Linked DNA regions of Homo sapiens: region 2 is linked to region 1. A link is a loop called in an ENCODE intact Hi-C map of the cell type or tissue named here. Cell type or tissue: CD4-positive, alpha-beta T cell. All regions are shown on one strand. Links, peaks and the distances in the headings refer to the core of each region. The heading gives the core; the rest is flanking DNA. Region 1 holds the start of IFT70A (intraflagellar transport 70A). Region 2 has its middle 6.4 kb from the start of LNPK.

Region 1 (9,699 bases), core at 1,700-9,699:
TGGCTATCGCCTTAAGTTACTAATACCTTCTTGCTCATCAAGTTGCTTATTTGCTTTTCAGGGCTAGCTAGGTGGCTGGAACTTCCCTTGTAGGAACTCAGGATTTTCCTTTATTTCTATACTTGGAGGGCCCTGTAGGCCCCTAAGAGGGGTCCCTGCCCTAAGAGAAAGGTAGTAGAGTGGAAAGAGCAGGAGAATTGAGTAAGACGCCCTGAATTCTGATCCAGGCTTTGCCCGGATCCTATTTGGCTCTATCATATTATCCCGGGGAAGACATCTTAATCTCTCTGAGCCTCAGTTTTATGATTCAAGAGATGAACTGGTCTAAGCCCTCATTGTTCAGACTCTAGCTGCAGACACATTCCAGATGTTTATCTTAATCCTTAATTTGTAATTTAAAAGAACCTATTTAGGTCGTATCTACAAATGTAAAAAAATCACATTTACAATTTCCCATTTTATATTTTACATGATTATTTCCAGAACCATTTTATAATTTTACCAATCATTTCATTATAGATCTTATATACATTGTCAGAAAAATAGTCTCCTCAGTTTCTGAAACTACTTGCAGCGTCTTGGTCAAATCATGTATAGCTCTCCTCTGTTCTTTGGCATTTTGTGAAAACAGTTTAATGGTAATGAATCAGTACAAGAACAAAAGTTCTAGAAACAAAAATATTGTTTTAACTACAGAAAAATTTTTTGCCTTTTCCAGTAAACATACAAAATAATTGCACTCCTTAGCATATGTGAGTATGTGGTATTGCCTTCTAATTAAATATTTTTCAGCAAAGTGTTGCTGTTATGGTCTGATTCCTGAAGCTTTCTTTTGCTTTACAATGTTAGGGTGTGACCATCTCTTCCTATGGTACTTCATGACTAAAAATGGAACAGACACTTTATATTCACAAAAGTACATATTCTCCTTTCCATATACACTATAGTGTATGGTTTTGGAAAATTTGGAAGAATTGGGACTAAGACGTTGAGACTCTGATTAGAAAAACTAACCAGTAATTTACTGTTGAGACTTAAGATCTTGAGAGTTTGTGGGTACTCTGTGGACACATGTTTTATAGCAGATGCCATGAGTGCTGGTGAAACTTTTAGTCATGTGTCCTCTATCTTAAGCATTTGACTCTCCTAATGAAATAATTGAAAATAAAATATTAGCAGCAATAAATGCTTTCCCACATAACTTACTAGGGTCCTGCTTGCATAGTATAATTTTAGCCATTTGCTGTTTTGAATTAAGGTATTCAGTCATTGATATTGATGTGTTTTATTTCACAAACGTGCAAATTTCACTTTTGAACAAGGATTTGGGCCCATTTTATATGTTCACATGATATTAATATTTGCAATCAAGTTATTGGCAGGTCTCACTTAAACTAACAAATGCTTATTTTTCACACTAGAAATGTACTTATAAGTCTCTATATTCTAATAATTTTTCCTTATGAAGCAAGTCCTTTTCTAGTAAATACACATTATGATGTTGTAGAACGGATTTCAGTATGTGGTGGATCAATCTTGGCCCAAATCCAAAGGAGCTGATTTAATTAAACAACCAAAAGAACCTCAATTAATAGTGGTATCAAGTATAGAGTAATCACTTAGTAAAGACTCACTCCCCAAGAGAATATTAAACACTATACCTATGGCTAGTAAATTAATTACCGTTTGGCTAATGTCTGGCCCTATTTTTCAATATAAAATGATTATAGATTACAGTAAGGCAAGTGTCCTCTAAAGTTGAGTATATTTAATTCCCAGTGTTACAGAATTTAAAATGATACAAATACTGCATGTCTTTAAAATTTCAGTCTGTTTTTCTACTGAGTTCAAAAAGTTTAAAAGATGGAGGCTACCACAAATATATAAAAAAACTTCACTCTATTCTACAACTTACATAGATCTAGTACTTTTGGTGAGTCCTCTTAAAATTTTTTCTGGCATTACCAATCTGAGAGTCACTTTTTATCAATATATGTTATCTTGTTTTGCAAAAATGCATTTTTAAAAGGTTTCCAAAGTCACCTTGATAATCATAGTGCTCACTCACTTGACACTTACTGCTAAAAGGTTGTTATGCATCTTTTATACCTGGTTGAGGTTCAACTTCCAGCTATCAGAGAAAAATGTCCCTATAATTCTATAATTGACAAAAGGGAAAAGATAAAAAAGGGAAAGAGAACAGGGTGGTAAGAAAGATTGATTTTTCATTTCTTATCTTGTGATACATGCTGCAGCAGTAAACACCACTATCTCTCAAGTAGACCCTTTGAAGACAGGGGGAGAAAACACTCCAAGAGAAAGCTTTAAACTAGAGATTGCCTTCCTATTCTATGTGGCTTTGACCTTTTGGAAAGTGCATGGCCTCTTCTCCTTGTATTAAATAAAACAAGAATATGAGGACTGATGATTTGATTTGGTGAGTTAGTTATGGAAGTAGTTCTGGCATCTCTTATTTCCATTCTGTTATCCATTACTTCTGTTCTGTTAATGGCAGCAGACACTTGATTAACTACTGAGATTTGGACATGCAGGAGATCCAAGGTGGATTGTGAAGTACATCATTAGCTAAATCTCCATTACATCTTCACTTCACCGGTTCCTCTGTTTCCAGATTTCTGGCAGACTGGCATCTAAAGGCCTTCATGTTAGAAGCAGGAGAGGCTCTAAATATTTCAAGAATAATTGAGGAAAAAATACACATTATAACAGCTTGTCAAACTACTGAATGGAACGGTGGTTCATCATTTTTTGGAAGGATTAAAAGCAAATCTCCTCTTCCCGAACAAAAACAAACATTAGTACAAAAACTGAAAGAGGAAGTTAAGAGAATTATACCATTTCTAAATACTTATAAAATTATTAATTTATGCGCAACCATAACAGAGACTGGGGACCACCCTATATATATTCATAGCTACGGCTGTAAGCAAAAATTCCAGGTAAAAAGGCAAAAATCCAAATTTCTTATTAATAATCAGTATAACATCCAACAATAACAATCACTTACCATAGGGGTTAACATTTACTGTAAGCCAAAATCCTAGAAAACATTAATATAAAATACAATTATATATTTCCTAGCTGATTTGCTTATATATCCAGGTCATAAAAAAAGAAAGGCAACTTTTTTCTATGTGGCTTATACAGAATCGGATGTTACAGCTAAAAGTAATTGTAAAGGCTTCTGATAGTTCAAATGATTGTGAAATCCCAAAGAATAAAGGAATTTCTGACAGCCTAAAATTAGAAGGTATGGAACTCATACTTTTATTCTTCTCATTCTCAGTTCAGTGCTTATTTTTTCCTAAAAAATTAAAAAGTAAAAATTAAAAATTTCAGTTTTTAAAAAACCAAAAATATTAATAAGCTTCCACACTTAATATATGTCAGTATCCACAAGGAGGCAAAATCATTTCTGTAAAATCAAAAATAGAACATGAAGAAAAACGTTTATTATAAAACTTAAGAAGCAACCAATCAACCAAATTATGAAAAAAAATTTTGTCACTGACCAAACCTCATAACCTGAAAAGAACCAAGAAAAGAAATTCCCATTATACTTGTACTTCTAAAAGGGCTTAGAGGTCTAAACTAGACTTCGTTGCAATCCAGAAAGTTAAAGGACTAAAAAACTGGAGAAATAGAGTTAAGAATTAGATTTATCAGACAGCATAGTCTATGCTGAGATAGCAAAATAGACATGGCTTTATTTGCTGATTGAGAAGTGGTCCAGCCGTGGGCTAGCAGTCATTTACATATCAGTGACCAAATGCAAACATACCCGTACTAACAGTGCTTTGGTCCATGACATACCCTTTTGACAGCCCAAAGCTGAAACGTCAACTCTATCTGGGGTTACTTGCTTATACAAAGATGTTACTCTAGCAATTGTTGCTTGAGGGCAAGACCAGATGATTGTCACTAGTAGGAAGAAAGCAGAAGTGATGCAGCTTACACTGCATAGTCCCTACCCTTCTGGATTAAATGAAAAAGTTGCTCAAACATAAACTTGTTCTTACAAAGTGGATAAGATTCAAAATAAGACAAATATAAAGATGCCAAGGCTAAATACAGATAAAAAAAAGTGTGGTACGTAAGAAAGCCATTTTGAAAAAAGCCACTATCAGTCATAACTACTTATTCCATCCTATAATCTCATAAATCAAAGCTTTCAATTGTCTGGACTCATCTGTGACTGTATTCTTCCCAACATGCATTCTTTCTTCTTCGAGGGGTTGTTCAATAACAGCAGGTATGTTTGTGCCATAAAGTTCACAGTGTCCTAAAAACTGGACACATTCTTGAATAACACTGTCATGAATGACTATCATGTGTTTTGACATGTTTTCTAACAAGGACAGGAAGCATCTTTTGGCATAATACCAGGTATCTGTTCCCAGCTTTTTATTATAAGGCTCCAAGCTTTTGATAACTCGAGAAATACCAAACTCATAGTTTCCTTTGGCACAATAAAGAGTTCCTATCACCAAATTCACAATGCAGAGATGGTACATTTTCCGATTTGGGTCATCATAAGAGAGCTGCTCTTCCTCCTTTTCAATCTTCCTCATCAACTCCTCTGCTTCTTCATTTTGACTTGTCATAATATAGGAAACACAGAGATTAGCCAGTACAATAGCACTGACATTCAGGATGTTATCATAATGCTTCTTGACTATGGGTTCATAGAAACCAATGGCTTCTTTGTATTTGTTTTCCTGCATGAACAGAACATGAGCCACATTCAACTTCCACACATCATGGTCGTTACAGAATTCCACAGATTTGCGGAAGACCTTTTCCACCATTGGATAATTTTCAAGATTCCAGTAGATTTTTGCCTGAGCCATCAACACAGGAATGTATTTCTCCATGGTTTCATCATATTCATTCACTGCCTTTTTGATAGCTTCATCATCTCTGTTGTGTCTTGCTTCCTGTACTTGCTTGGTGAGTCTCCGAAGCTGCTCAGTCAGCATCCCTGCTAGCCCATCAAGCTTAATGAAAGCCTCTTCAGGAGCTGTCTGGCAAGTGATCAGGGCATCTAAGAAGTCATAGAGATAGGGTGTGAGGAACTTATACGTCAAATGGGCATTTTCTGCCAGGACATCTGCTGCCAGGTCAAAATACTCATATTTACAGTAGAGCAGCAACAGGTTGCCAAAAGTCTCTGGAGGAAAGGGATTCTGTTGGAGCAAAAACTGTAGCTTTTCAAACCCTTCTGTAGGCCTGGCATCCATGTTCATTAGTGCCTGGTTGTGCAGGGTCACAGGGTCCAACTCTTCCTCTGCCCTGGGTGGCATGTCGGTGAGGGTTTCTTGAGCTACCTCATAGTTTCTCAGTTGGTATTCTATGGCTGCCTTAAGGTTGAAGGCTTCCACCAGAGCAGTCTGATGGAGAACTAAGGTGTTGCCAACACTGCGAACATCAAAGCCCTCGGTGGTCATGCCCACACCTAGCTCAGGATGCTGGCGGATGCCACGCTCAATAATCTCAGCGATATGCTTCAGTGCTGAGGCATACTGTCGGCTGCTGTAATAGGCCAAAGCCAGGTTGTAGGAAAGGTCAGGCTGGTAGCCCGAGGCCTGCAGTGTGGCAGAAAACTTGGAGCATGCAGCTTCATACTGTCCCTCCTTGTAGAGCAAACAACCCAGGTTGACCTGGCCATCGGTCTCATTGTCGCCTCCACTTTCTTCTCCCCCTTCCCCACTCAGCAGCTGCTCCACCAGGCTCCTGGACCCTGGCAGATCGCCCTCGCTATACTTGATGGCAGCTTGCAGGCGGAGGACCCGGCTGTGGTAGGCGGGGTTATCCAGGAGAAGGAAGGCGACCCGAGTGGCCTCCGGATAAAGGCAGGCCTTGTACAGGGCCTGGGCCTGGTACAGGCGGTACTGCTCCAGTTCCGGGTGCAGCTGGCCCAGCTGCTCATAGCACTCGGCCGCCAGCGCGAACTCCTGCAGGCGGTAGTAGCAGTAGCCTAGCAGCGACAGGCCGGCACGGCTCCTGGGGCTCCGCTGCAGTTCTCGGCCCAGCAGCTGCACCGCCTCGGCGTAGCGGGCATCGCGGATGAGCCGGTACACTAGCGCGGTAAACTCCCCGTCGGGGATCTGCGCGCCGCTCAGACCAGCCATAACCACCACGGCTGTTATGCGTGCGGTTACCACGGCAACAGGGCAACCGGGCAACCGGAAACGGAAGACGACGGGTTACTTTGCCACGGAAGGAATCTGTTAGGAATAAAAAGGGACCGTTCTCGTTAGTCTCTCAAGTTCGGTTTGATCTTCAAATATTCTGGACTGCAGCGTGGCGGCAGTCAGAAGGGGAAAGACGACTACTCCGGGCCGTTCAGAGACTGAATCTTCCCGGTCCCGGCATGCATCGTTCCTGTGGCGCCGCTGCGCAGGCGTGGCCGCACTGCATGCTGGGAGGCGTAGTCCCTGTTGCACCGACCCGACTCGCGGCCCGTGTGGACGCACGGTCACTCGCCTTCCCTGCCCCCTAAAGATGAGGGGCACTCTCTGTGTCTGTTGTGCCACCTCGGTCTCTAGCGAATCGGAGGAAGATTTCCGGCACCATGTTCTGGCGATTTTGAGCCTTGTGCATTGGTGTGGTCTATACTAATGCTGGCGTTTGGCTTACTTTTAATAAAGTAGAGATCGTCAGTACAATAAAAGGACCTTTTAATAAAAGGAGCGGGATGGCAAAAGGGAGTTAACTCCTTGAATTCCCTTGGAATTAGAGCAGGTTCTTATGCTACCCCGAGGGCACAGTTTGTAAGAACAGAATACAGCAGCAAACAGAAATCCTTCTTATTTTGGTGGTTTCCAGAGGTTAATAAGGAAAAAGTGCTGTGAATCTTAATTGGTACTGGGAGAGGATCTGTTTTTGATCGCAGTATCTCTCCTTTTCCATGACAAAAAAAAAATTACTGAGTATATGTTGGCGTTTACACTTGGTTGTATCCATTGCTGTGGTCCTCCAACTGTCTCTGCCAATAAGAAATCAGTATCTTTTGTCATCTCCCATGATATCCATTGGTCTCTCTAGCACCTAATATAAACCTAATCCAAGTAAAAGTGTGTTGTTTGCTACATAATTACTGCAAATCCTTTGTATGCATCCATAATAGTGTTACTGCCCATAAATCTTTTCTGTATATAAACTTCACAGCTATCATACGGTTGATAACGATGTCAACCATATCATATAGCACCTCTATTAGAGACTGTTTACATATAGTATTTCTAATTTGAATAAGCAGCCTGCATTCTGCATATTGTAGTTTAAGAAGTCTGTGGGCTAGAAAGGTTTAAAGATTTAAGTATTACATTAATTAAATCAAACTATTAAATTAATAGTTTGTTTAAAGCCACATCTAGGTAGGTAGGGGCTGAACCATGATATCCAATAACCAATTTCAATAGGAAATAGTGACTGATGAATAACCCAATCCATGTATCTCATGTACGTGAGTTTGTAAGGGCCCATTGTTTGGTGCTAAGTGTGTATAAGGAATATTATTGTCTTTGTTTCTCCATTAAAACAATGAACTAACTTTGTGTAGTTAGTAAACTTTGAACTTCTAGGCCTTGATTCCAGCTGTGAGCAGATGTGACTACTGGAGTTGTGTAGTTCGTATTTACCCAGTATCACTGGAAGGAGATTTTTAGTAGGTGTGTGATTGCTCATATCATCATATGACTGACTTTATGTACTTACTCAGTCTTCTCCCTTGCCAGGAATTGGCAGAGTTGGGTCTTTTTGGCTGGAACTAGACAAGGAGCTTCCCAGTGCATCAATTCCAAGAAAGGGAAACTGCACCCATTTCAGGATTGAATGGGACTTTGGCTCACCTAAGACCCCACAGAAAGCAACTGTGGAATATTACTATAACTCTATTCTGAGGCTTCTTTCAATCTGATCTCTTGGTGCACCCTTTTAGAGTCTTAAGCCCAAGGAGGTACATGGGTAGAGGATACTGCTCAGTAATAAATTGGGGGAAGGGGTGCATCGACTTCTTTACAGCAGGCTGCCTGATGGTTCTCCCTTGGGAATTTAGGCTCAGTATTTTATTTATTTATTTTTTAGAGACAGGGCTTTGTTCTGTTGCTCAGGCTGACATGCAGTGGCATGATCATAGTTCACTGCAGCCTTGAACTCCTGGGCTTAAGTGATCCTCATGCTTCAGCCTCCTGAGTAGCTGGGACTACAGGTGCACAACCATGCCTGGCTAATCTTTTTTAAAAAATGTTTTAATGGAGATAGGGTCTCACCATGTTGCCCAGGCTCATCTCGAACTCCTGGCCTCAAGCAACCCTCCCACTTTGGCCTTCCAAAGTGCTGGGATTACAGGTGTGAGCCACTGTGCCTCGCAAGGCTCAGTATTTTAAAATTCTTATATATGTACTGTTACCTTAGGTAATTTGCTATTAAATTAAGGTGAGATGACAACATGGGAATGGGAAATTGCCCTTCATTAGTCTTTCTCTCTGTTTTGCAGAGTTGTATTTACATCATCTTCAAATGGCTTCTTGAAAATGTATGAAAATAAAAGGACTATATTCTCCTCCAAATTTCTGGGATCCCTACCAGGATTCAGTTGGGGTTCTCCTCTTTGTGTGGGTACCTGTGAGCATGGTGGCTGAAGTGGGCAGGAGGGAGGCCGTTCTGTGTCTCTTCCTCCTTATTTCATGTGATGCTGCTCCAGAGGCCTGGCTTGAAAAGAGCAGGACATTCTGCTTAGACAGATGGAGGGCAGGGTCATTTTCAAAATGAAATGAGTGCACAAATCACACTGTGAAATTGGCATGACCATCACTGCTGCTGTGATAGACTGACTTTTATCTGGTCTCTGATAGGCAGTTGGGGAATAGATTAGTTTTGTTGGGCGTGGTGGTGAGAGAAGGCTGTTTAATGATAGAAATTATGGAAAGAATGAAATAGGGTGGAATATTATAAAGTGTCATAAAGCATCATTTTGTTTGCAATAGGATCTTGAAAACCTGGAGGATATATCAAAAAGTAAGTGTATCATACCATTTCAATTAATAGGAAAGCATTTGGTGGTTGCAATAAAGTGATTTGGTGACTTGTAGAAAGGAATTGTAGTTTGATGAAATTTGAGTTGGACTCAGGGTGGATTTTGCTACACAAAGGGAGACATGTTTATCACGTAGAAGAGTTTCATTTAGGCGAAATAGATAGGAACAAAAAGCATGATGCTTGGTTCTTAGCATACTTATGTTCTGCCTGCCAAAATATGCCATGATCAAGTCCCATATTCTATTTGTATGTACAATCTATTTGGCATTCTCTTTTAAAACTAGTTGGCAGGTATGTCTTATTTATACTGTATCTGTGGCCCCTTTCTGTTGGTAAACATTGTTAATTTGTGAGTTTTTCAACCACAGCTGTGGTCAAACATCTTCCTTTATAAGGGAGGACCTTCTGCAAATCCATTTTCCAGTTGTTATTTCTTTTTCCCTTGGATTTCAGACCATTTTCTTCAGGATGGACAGTTTGTGGAGTTCAGTTATCTTGCATCCCCTTTCTCCCACTCCAGTCTTCTACCGTGAACAGAGAAGAAAACTATAAATTAGTGCCAAATTGGAAATATAGTTGACTGACTTTTTGGAGCATCTGTTCCACCTTTTAAGACTTTGGGAAAGAGTGTATGCT
Region 2 (9,903 bases), core at 295-8,294, 1.6 Mb before region 1:
AGTGTCTGTACTCCAGCCTGGGCTACCAAGCGATACCCCACCTCTGAAAAAAGGGTAGCAAGGGGACAGAGAAGAGCTGTCTGGATACACGAGATTCCAAAAACCTAATCCTGAGATAAAATTCCCTAGGGAATTGCTCTACCGAGAGTAGAGATTTGACCTGGAAAGAGAAGGGAGAGAAGTATTTAATCATTAACTCTTTTAATCCTCCCAACAACCTTTTTAGTATCATTTTTCAAATGAGGAAACTGAAATGTAGAAAGATTATGTACACTGTTGAAGGTAACACTAAGCCACTGCCTCCTTCATATCAAGAATAGTTGTTCATCGAGCAAATAAAGTGAGGGAAAGACATTACAAGCAGAGAAATCAACATACACACTATTGTGGCTGGACTTCAGGCTACAGGGTGGTTCCAAATATTTATTGACAAGGCCCTGTGTTACGTGCTGAGGATACAGAGATAAATAAACCAGCTGTCCTAAAGCCGCTGACACTAGTGAGAGAAACCTTAAAAAAAATACAATGCAGACTAAATAAGTGCTGTGATAGAGGCTAATGTTCACGGTATTGGAAAATGATAAGAAAACAGCAGCCGGAGAGAATGTGAGAAAGCCAGTGAAGGTGCTGCTTTAGCAGAGTCCAAATGTCAAGAGTTATCCCCTACTAACCCTGAAATTGTTCTGGGATAGGGTCTAAAGAATGAAATCCAAAGAACAACAGAGAAGAACACCAGAGAATACTTGGAGAGAGGAAACAAATTGCTCTAACCAATGGAGTTTTAAATGGTCTAGTTTAAAATAGGTTGAATTTACCTAGGTGTTATGAGAACTTAAGAACTTACATAAGTGGCATTCATTGGTATGGTCAAAGAGGTTAGGTAAGGCTTCTTTGAGGAAGTCACACCAGAATGGAGATCCAAAAGATGAGAAACTGAAAAAGGGAGAGTGGGAAACAGAGGGAATATCATGTGTAAAGCCTTTTTGTCAGAAGGGAACACTGCAAGCCTGAGGGACTGAAAGGAGGCTATTGTGGCTAGAGCCTAGGTTGCAGGGAGAAAGTGCACCAGTTTGAAGCTGGAGACCAGATTAAGCAGAGTCTTATTGGCCATATTAAGAACTGTAATCTTAAGAGAAAAAGGGAGGGGGAGGGCATTTGACATGATTGGATCTGTGTTTTGAAAAGATCATTCCAGCTGCAGTGTGGGAACACAAGCAGAGCCAGCACTGGACTAATTAAATCTATGAGTGGTGTTAGTGTTGGTAGGCATGCAAGTGGCTTGGGGTAGGAACAAGGAGATGGACAGAAGTGGGGGAAATGGAACAATAGGAAGTAAAGTGGAAGGTCTTGGTGATGGATTCAAATATCATGGGGTGGGATGGGGACTGAGGGAGAGGGAGGAGTCAGATAACTCAGAATTTCTAGCAGACCCAGTGGGTGGATAGTAATGCCATCATTGAGATATGGAGGACACTGGAAGAGAGCCAGGTTTGGGGGAAGAGGGTAATTTCAATTTGAACACGTTAAGTTTAAGATATTTTTGTGACTTCAAGGGAAGATGTAAACATTGGAATCTTTAGGTCTGCAGCACTGGGCTGGAGAAAAAAATATATATTACCATTTGCAATTTTTTGTTTTCTGCAGGGTACTTATTTTTTCAAAATACATATGTCTTTATTGTAAATAAGATGTTTTGTTTTTAAACATATTTAGACGCACTTGAACCCAGGAGCCAGAGGGTTGCAGTGAGCTGAGATGTCACCATTGCACTCCAACCTGGGCAACAAGAGCAAAACTCAGTCTCAAAAAATAAATAAAAATATATTGAGAACAGAATTTTAAACTAGAGCAGTTTCCCAGACTTCTCTGAGAGTCACCAGTGTCCCTTATCAAAAACTCAAATTCTCAGGCCCATCCCCTAGAGATTCTGATTTCACTTGTCTGGTATAGGGGGCCTGGAAATGTGGATTTTTTGACAAATGCCACTGGAGATTCTTCTTATTGCTGAGTTTCTCTGGGAAGTGGTATGCCAGTGCCAGAGGCTACCTGCATAAGAGTCACCACAGTGCTTATTGAAATATAGATTCTCGGGCCCTGCAGACTAAATCTATAGGGATAGAAGGGTTGTGAGGAATGGAAAAAGGAACATGGTACCATGTCAGGTGGTCCAAGACCTCACCCTTCATCTTTGACAGAGATGTTCTGCGCGTCCCACTGGGCAGCCCAGAGGAAAGTGGATGTCCCTTGCTGGGTGATGCGTATTTAGGCAGCAGGCAGCCCTCACAGTCTGCAATGATAACAGCTCTTAACCTAGGCCTTCTGCCCTGTCCACTGACATGGCACTCAGCCCACTTAGATAGTCTCTTTTTCCACCATTCTTATCAAGGCCCATTGTTCCCTCCTGGCCCCCAAATCTTTTTCAATGTTATTTCCAGCACCCTGTCTTTTTACTCCTGGTTCAGGTGTTTTTCAGCCAATCTCTGTGGCCAGAGCTGGGAGAGAAATTGGGTCAAATGCTATGTTTCAGTCTTGACAAGGCTTTTTTGTTCTTGAGAACCGACTTTGGAAGTGTTTTTAAAGACTGAGCTGTGTCAGGGAGGAAAAACTTTTCCTCTGCGCTCTCTTGTTTCCTCTTTGGGGGCCTGCAAATTAAAACAACAAAGATAGCAAGAGAAAAAAGACATTTAATTACATATGTACACACACACAGAGAGAGGGAGAAAGAAAGAGAAATTCACAAATAACTGACCCTAGGTGGTTAGAATTTAGAGCTTATATACCATCTTAATAGGGGACAAAGAAGGGCAGAGAGGCCCTTCTAGGAGAGTAAATGACTTCTTCAAAGGAAGTGAGGGAGAGACAAAGCATTTAGAGAAAACAAAACACTTTTTGGAAAGATAAATGGACTTTTAGGAGAATAGATGGAAGATACGATAGTTTTGTAGCAATGTCTGGGTGTGGTGCAGATGTCTCCTCAGAGAAGAAAATATTAGAATTGCTCCCCAGGAGGGGATTTATTACAATTGAGGTCTTTTGGGAGGCTTTACTTTTAGGCACATAAGGGATTTCAGGAACTCAAGTCCTTCAGCTCAAAATAACTTTTATGCCATGGTAGCTTATTCTGAACCCCTTCAATTATTTGTTCTTGTAGTCTTGCTGTAGCAATCCCAAGTCTCTTTGAGACACTGTAGATGCTTTGGAATAGAGGAAGAATCAGAACATATGAAGAAAAGAAATGATTAGAATGATTTGTTGGTGATGGCAAGCATACAGAAAAGTTTCTAAAACTGAAGTATACTATTGAGCACGATAACACACTCATGTAACCCCATATGGGCCAAAGTAGAACATTCAACACTCCAAAAGGCCCCAATGTGCTCCTTCCCTTATAACCTTCAAGTGCCTAGAGATGGCCACATCATGATTATTACCATATTTACTTTCTTGTTTTTCTTTCTGGTTTTACTGCCTAATTACTCATCCTTAAACAATATTATTTTTGAGCTCTATGTAAATGGAATCACAGAGTTTTTCATTTACATGTCTTGAACTTTTTTGATCAATCTGTCTTTAAGATTTACCCATGTTGATATGGCTGTAGTTTATTCATTTTCATTGCTGTAGGTTACTATATTGCATTGGTGTATCATAATTTATTCTACTGCTGATGGACATATAGGCTATTTCTAGCTTTAGGCTATTATAAGCAATGCTGCTGTGAAAGTTTGTGTAAACACACACACATATGTATGTTCTCTTTAAGTACATATGTGTGTGTGTGTGTGAATGTATATATATATATATATATATGTTCTAGAGCATATAAACACAGATTTCTTTGGAGTCTTTACCTTGGTATGTAATTCCTGGTTTGTAGAGCATGTATATATTAATATATTCAGTTTTACAAGATCGTGCCAAAATTTTCCAAAATGATTGTACCAATTTATATAACCAACAACAATATACAAAAGTTTCTGTTGCACTACATCCTCACCAACACTTGATATTGTCAGACATTTTAAGTTTTATTACTGTAATGAATGTGTAATGCTGTTTTATTGTGGCTCTATTTTGCATTTCCCTGATTTTTAATGAAGAATAGCCCCTTTTTATATGAGTGTTGTCTAATTGTTTAGGTCTTTCCCCATTTTTCTGTTGGGTTGTTTGTATTTTTCTTACTTTTTGTATTAATCTGTTATATAATGTTGAAACAAGTTTTATTGATTATATGTGCTACAAATGTTTTTCCCACTTTGTGGCTTGTACTTTCACTGTCTTAATGTCTTTTGATGAAACCAAGTTGTCAGTGGAGTAGAATTCATCACTCTTCCCTTATGATTAATGATATCTGTATCCTATTTAAGAAATATTTTCCAACCCTAAGATCATTAAGACTTTTATATTGTCTTCTAAAATTTTATTGCTTTGCTTTTTAAATTTTGGTCTAGGCAGACCTGCAATTAATGTTCTTACATATGGAGAAAGGGAGGCATATATAGATCCCCAACCCCTTCCATGTGGAAAATTAGACTAGCACCATTTGTTGAAAGATGGTCCTCTCTGCCCTACCCTGCAGTGCCATCTTGATCATGAACCAAGTAGTCATATAAGTATGGAGTTGTTTCTGACCTTGGTATTCTTTCCATTAGTCTATTATCTTTTTTTGTATGTTGCTGGATTCAATATACTCACATTTTGTTTAAGATTTCAGGGGATCTCACAAATAAGACTGACCTGTAATTTTCCTTTTGGTAATGTCTTTCTCTGAATTTGGTATCAAAATATGCTAGCTACCTTCATTAAATGAGTTGGGGAATACACTTTCTTTTTCCTATTCAGTTGTCTTTTTTACCCATTTATTCTTCTTGTTTTTGGAATCAAGTTGTCAAGAACCCCCAAAACTCTATGTGGATTTTTATTAAAATTTCTGTTTGTATATTAATTTCAGGGAAAACAATATTCTTCTATATGAGCCTTTCCTTTCAGTAATCTGCATTTATTCAAGTGTCCTCATATATGTTTTCCAAAAATTTTATCATTTTCATTATATAGGTCATGTATCTTATAGGAGGCAGAATTCTAAAGTCCCTCTAAGTTTTCCACCCCTAGTCAGTAAAACACTAATCTAGGCACTGCTAAGAATGTACAGATGTAATTAAATTTATAGATCTTAAAGTAGGGAAATTATTGTAGATATCTGGTTGGCCCAGTCTAACCAATTGAGCCCTCATAAAAAGAGAAATTTCTTCAGCTGGAGTCAGTCAGATGTGGCAAAAAAGAAAAGCTGAGAAAAGATGAGGCAGAAAGATCAGAGACATTCAAATCATAAAAAGGCTTGATGCCACCACGTGGTGGCTCACACCTGTAATCTCAGCACTTTGGGAGGCTGAGGCGGGCAGATCGCTTGAGCTCAGGAGTTCGAGACCAGCAACATGGTGAAACCTTGTCTCCACTGGGTAATACGGTGAAACCCTGTCTCCACCAAAAATACAAAAATCAGCCGGGCGTGGTGGCACATGCCTGTGGTCCCAGCTACTTTGGAAGCTGAGGCAGTAGGATCTCTTGAACCCAGGAGGCAGAGGTTGCAGTGAGCTGAGATCACACCACTGCACTCCAGCCTGGGTGACAGAGCGAGACTCCATCTCGAAAGAAAGAAAGAAAGAAAGAAAGGCTTGGTGCATCGTTGCTGACTTTGAAAAAAAATGGCCAAGGAATGCAGGTAGCTTCTAGAAGCTGAGAATGGCTCCTGGCTGACAGATAGCAAGCAATGGAGAGCTCAGTCCTACAAGTGCATGGAACTAAATTCTGTCAACCACCTAATGAGCAGGAAACAGATTCTCCCTTAGAGCCTCCAGAAAGGAACAAAGTAAGTAATACCTTGATTGCAGCCTTGTAAAACCTAGCACAGAGAGCTAGCTGAGTCACTCTGTGCCTGGATTTCTGACCTACAGAACTGTGAGATAATAAATGAGTGTGATTTTAAGCTGGTAAATTATGGTAATACGTTATGGGAGGAAAAGAAAACGAATATATATCTTATCAGGCAAAAATATTTTGGGTAGCTCATCAGGTAGGCCTTTAAGTAGAATGAGTCCATGAAGGTCACACTACTCAAATCCTGTGGCTGAGATTGTTTCACCTTTTAGAATTTTGACTAAAAATGCATACGCTGTATATATAAGGCAGATGGTACTTGGAGCTGCTATCAGCTACCTCCTGAAAGTGGGCTTGGTAGACAAGATAGATAGTACTTGGGAAAAGAAGGAAGTAAATAGAGGAAAAACACAGCACCAAAAGCCAAGAGCATGGAGTAAGAGCAGAATGAGCAGCATGGCTTCTCAGCCTCTGTTTGCTCACTTCTGATTTGGACCCATCCATCACACTCTCCTGAAATAAATGTGTGCTAAATGTGGTTCACATGTTCCACTTAAAAAGAGAGAAAATAAAGTCTAGATCTCTGTGAAGTAACTCTGCAAATATTGAATGTATTTCGACACTGACATTTTTCAAGTCTAACATTAAAGATTTCTATTGTCATAAATAATGCATAAATCCAGAGACCGTTTGTGTCTGAAAGGCATGATTTAAAATTAGAACACAAGGTGTCCTGGCATGTATACCTGTCTCAAAACTCCATGTGAGCTCAATCTAGTTATCAAAAAAGAGAAGAACAATTCCTTCTTACAATTAAAAAAAGTTCTCATTCTGATAATATATATATATTAGCTAAGTAGGTTAAAAATATACATTCTTGGCTTTGTGCTCAGTAACTCCAAAAGGTGACATTCTAATGCTTCCTAAAAAATAAATGATACACATGACAAATCAGGTAGCTGGTGAAACTTGAGTCTTCCCTAGAATGCCTGTAAAGCTTACACATAAAATAAGGAAGATGTAGCTTTAGCTAATTCAGACTGAAATTTATTGTTAATAGGAGTCATAAGAGTGCATGGTATTTCACAAAGCATAAAATATAAAAGACAGATTTCCTGCCCTGAGGAGCTTAGTGAAACATGTGCAGACAGTAGGTAACAGGAAAAATATTAAGTCATGGTGATTTACAAAGTGGTCACCAATGGAAGACCGAGTACAAGAAGATGCCTTATAAAAATGTCTGGTTTTTGGAAAAAGATCTTGCAAAAGCTTGAAGAAAGAATGAAAAAGAGATGAGTGAAATGAGAGTTCTAAAAATGATGAAAGAGGAAAAACTGAAGGGAGAGGTGGAGAAAAAGGCTCAGGCTGCTGTGAGACATGAACCAATATATGAATTATAGAATATAGGACTGATTTGACAAACCTCTGAAAATAGACAACCGGAAATTCTAACTATACATCTCATTTCTTATAAAACTTAAGAGATAGTTTTCTCAAATAATAGGCACTAGACCAAACTTCTTGTTCAAGCCATATTATATGTCTATAAGATATGTACATATAAATAAAATTCCATGTAGATCTGTATACTGCTGAATTGTGAATAATTTTAAAAGTTTGATTTTTTTGAGTTATAGTGTGAAAGTAACTTCCCCTTAGAAGATATATTCAAAAGCGCTAGTTTTCTTTATACATACATATGTTACAGAAAATACCCAATGCTATAGCAATACTGAAATCAGAACCAATATTTCCCTACAAGATAAAGACCAAATTCCTGTACAGTATATTCAAGGCCTGTATCATCTCCAGACTCCACCTTTGTGGACCAGACTTCTCTTTATTCCTACAATAGGCTGTATTCATAAAATTGTCTGTCCCAGTAATTTGCCTATTTTTAATTGGATCATTTGGCTAGGCGCAGTGGTGCATGCTTGTACTCCCAACATTTTGGGAGGCCAAGGTAGGAGGACTGCTTGAGCCCAAGAGGCTGAGGCTGCAGTGAACCATGATCACTACTGTAGTCTAGCCTGGGCAACAGAACAAGATACTGTCTCTAAAAAACAAAGTTAAAAAAAGAAAATTGGATCATTTGTCTTAATTAAAGGGTTTTGAGCATTATATATTCTGAATACTAATTAATTTTTAGACATCTAATTTTCAAATATTTCTCCAGGTCTGTGGTTTGTCTGTTTGTTCATTTAACATTGTCTTCAAACAGTAAAAATTTTTAATTTTCATGAGGGAAATTTATAATTTTGGTGTCATATCTAAGAAATATTTACCTAACCCAAGATCACAAATATTTTATCCTATGTTTTAATCTACAGGTTTTTACCTTAATATTTTGCTTTTAGGTCTTATGGTTATTTTGAGTTGGTTTTTTAAAGGTATGAGGTATGGGTTAGCATTCATTTTCTTTGCATATGGATGTCAAACTGTTTCTGCACCATCTGTTGAAAAGACTGTCCTTTTTCCATTGAATTGCCTTTGCATCTTTGTCAAAAATCAGTTGGCTGGCCGGGCGTGGTGGCTCACGCCTGTAACCCCAGTACTTTGGGAGGCCGAGGCAGGCAGATCACGAGGTCAGGAAATTGAGATCATCTTGGCTTACATAGTGAAACCCCGTCTCTACTAAAAATACAAAAAAAAAAAAAAAAATTAGCGGGGTGTGGTGGCATGCACCTGTAATCCCAGCTACTAGGGAGGCTGAGGCAGGAGAATCACTCGAACCTGGGAGGTGGAGGTTGCAGTGAGCCGAGATCATCACCCCTGCACTCCAGCCTAGGAGACAAAGCAAGACTCCATCTCAGGAAAAAAAAAAAATCAATTGGCTGTATATTTGTGAGTCTAGAAATAGACTCACTCTTCTTTTCATTGATCCATGTTCTCTATTTTTGCCTTTTGCTACACCATGTTGGCTACTATACCTTCGCAGTAAGTCTTGAAATGAAGTAGTATGAGTCCTCCAACTTTGTTCTTGTTAAAAATTGTTTTGGCTAACCTAGTTCTATATGAACTTTTAAATAAACCTCAATTTCTAGAAAACTATCTTGCTGGGATTTTTATTGGGGTTGCATTGATCTATATATCACTTCGAGAAAAATTGGCTTATTAGCAATATTGAGTTGTCCTATCCATGGATACAGTATTTCTATCCATTTATTTAGATCTTTGATTTCCTTTATCATTATTTTGTAGTTTCCAGCATATAAATCCTGCATAGTTTTGCATTTTAAATTTATAGCTAATTATTTCATTTTTGGTACTATTATAAATTATACTGTGTTTTAAATTTTGATTCCCAAATATTTACTGGCAACATTTAGAAATAAAAAATATGTTTATCTTTGTACCTTTTATTTATAATATTACTTTTCTAAAATGATTAATTCATTCTAGGACTCTTTTTATAGATTCCTCGGGGTTTTTTATATAAAAATCACATAGTCTGAACAGAGAGTTTTATATTTTCCTTTCCAAGCTGTATTTTTTTAAAAATCTTGTTTCTTGCCTTGCTGCACTATCTAGTACCTCCAGGATAATGTTGAAAAGGAGTGGTGAAAGCAGACATCCTTGCCTTAAACTCAGTCTTAGGGAGAAAACATTCAATCTTTCACTTGTAATACATTAGATGTAGATCTTTTTATCAGGATAAGGAGGTTTTCTAGTTTGTGGAAAATACTTATCATGAATGGATTTTGAATCTTGTCAAATGCTCTCTCTGCAACTACTGAGATGATCATGTGGTTTTTCTTATTTACTAAGTTGCTATAATGAATGACATTGACTCTCAAATCTTGAACAAGCCTTGTGTTCCTGGAATAAACTCTATGTGGTCATGACATGCTCTTCTTTTTATATATTGTTAGATTCAATTTACTAGTATTTTGTTAAGGATTTCACATCCATGTTTATGGGAATATTGCTCTCTAGTTTCCTTTCTTATTATGGAATGTCTTTGTTTGGTAAATGAGTTGGGAAGTGTTCTCTCCTCCTATTTTCTGAGAGAAAGTGTGACGTATT

Evidence for each region. A loop is a pair of places that touch in the nucleus more often than their neighbours do. Peaks named below come from ENCODE experiments on the same cell type or tissue, not always from the same donor. Only the 100,000 strongest peaks of a DNase experiment are listed, where the experiment ranks them.
Region 2: it touches region 1 in a loop (7-fold over the local background); 5 of 110 quality-filtered maps call a loop at or near these places.

Annotation. Positions count from the first base shown.
Region 1 is chr2:177,612,550-177,622,248 of GRCh38, forward strand. IFT70A (intraflagellar transport 70A) reads right to left here and starts at 6,193. Exons shown (of 1, transcript NM_152275.4): 1 at 450-6,193. The coding sequence starts at 6,152. The coding sequence ends at 4,155. IFT70A-AS1 (IFT70A antisense RNA 1) reads left to right here. Exons shown (of 3, transcript NR_198966.1): 2 at 4,752-4,971; 3 at 5,739-6,689. RefSeq lists an enhancer at 6,266-6,495. In CD4-positive, alpha-beta T cell, for the core only: no CTCF peak of the experiment used is centred there; a DNase peak (open chromatin) is centred at 6,182; H3K4me3 peaks cover 1,333 bases; H3K27ac peaks cover 964 bases.
Region 2 is chr2:176,003,748-176,013,650 of GRCh38, forward strand. No RefSeq gene overlaps it. Among named protein-coding and RNA genes, the nearest start is that of LNPK, 6.4 kb to the left of the region's middle. In CD4-positive, alpha-beta T cell, for the core only: no CTCF peak of the experiment used is centred there; no DNase peak of the experiment used is centred there.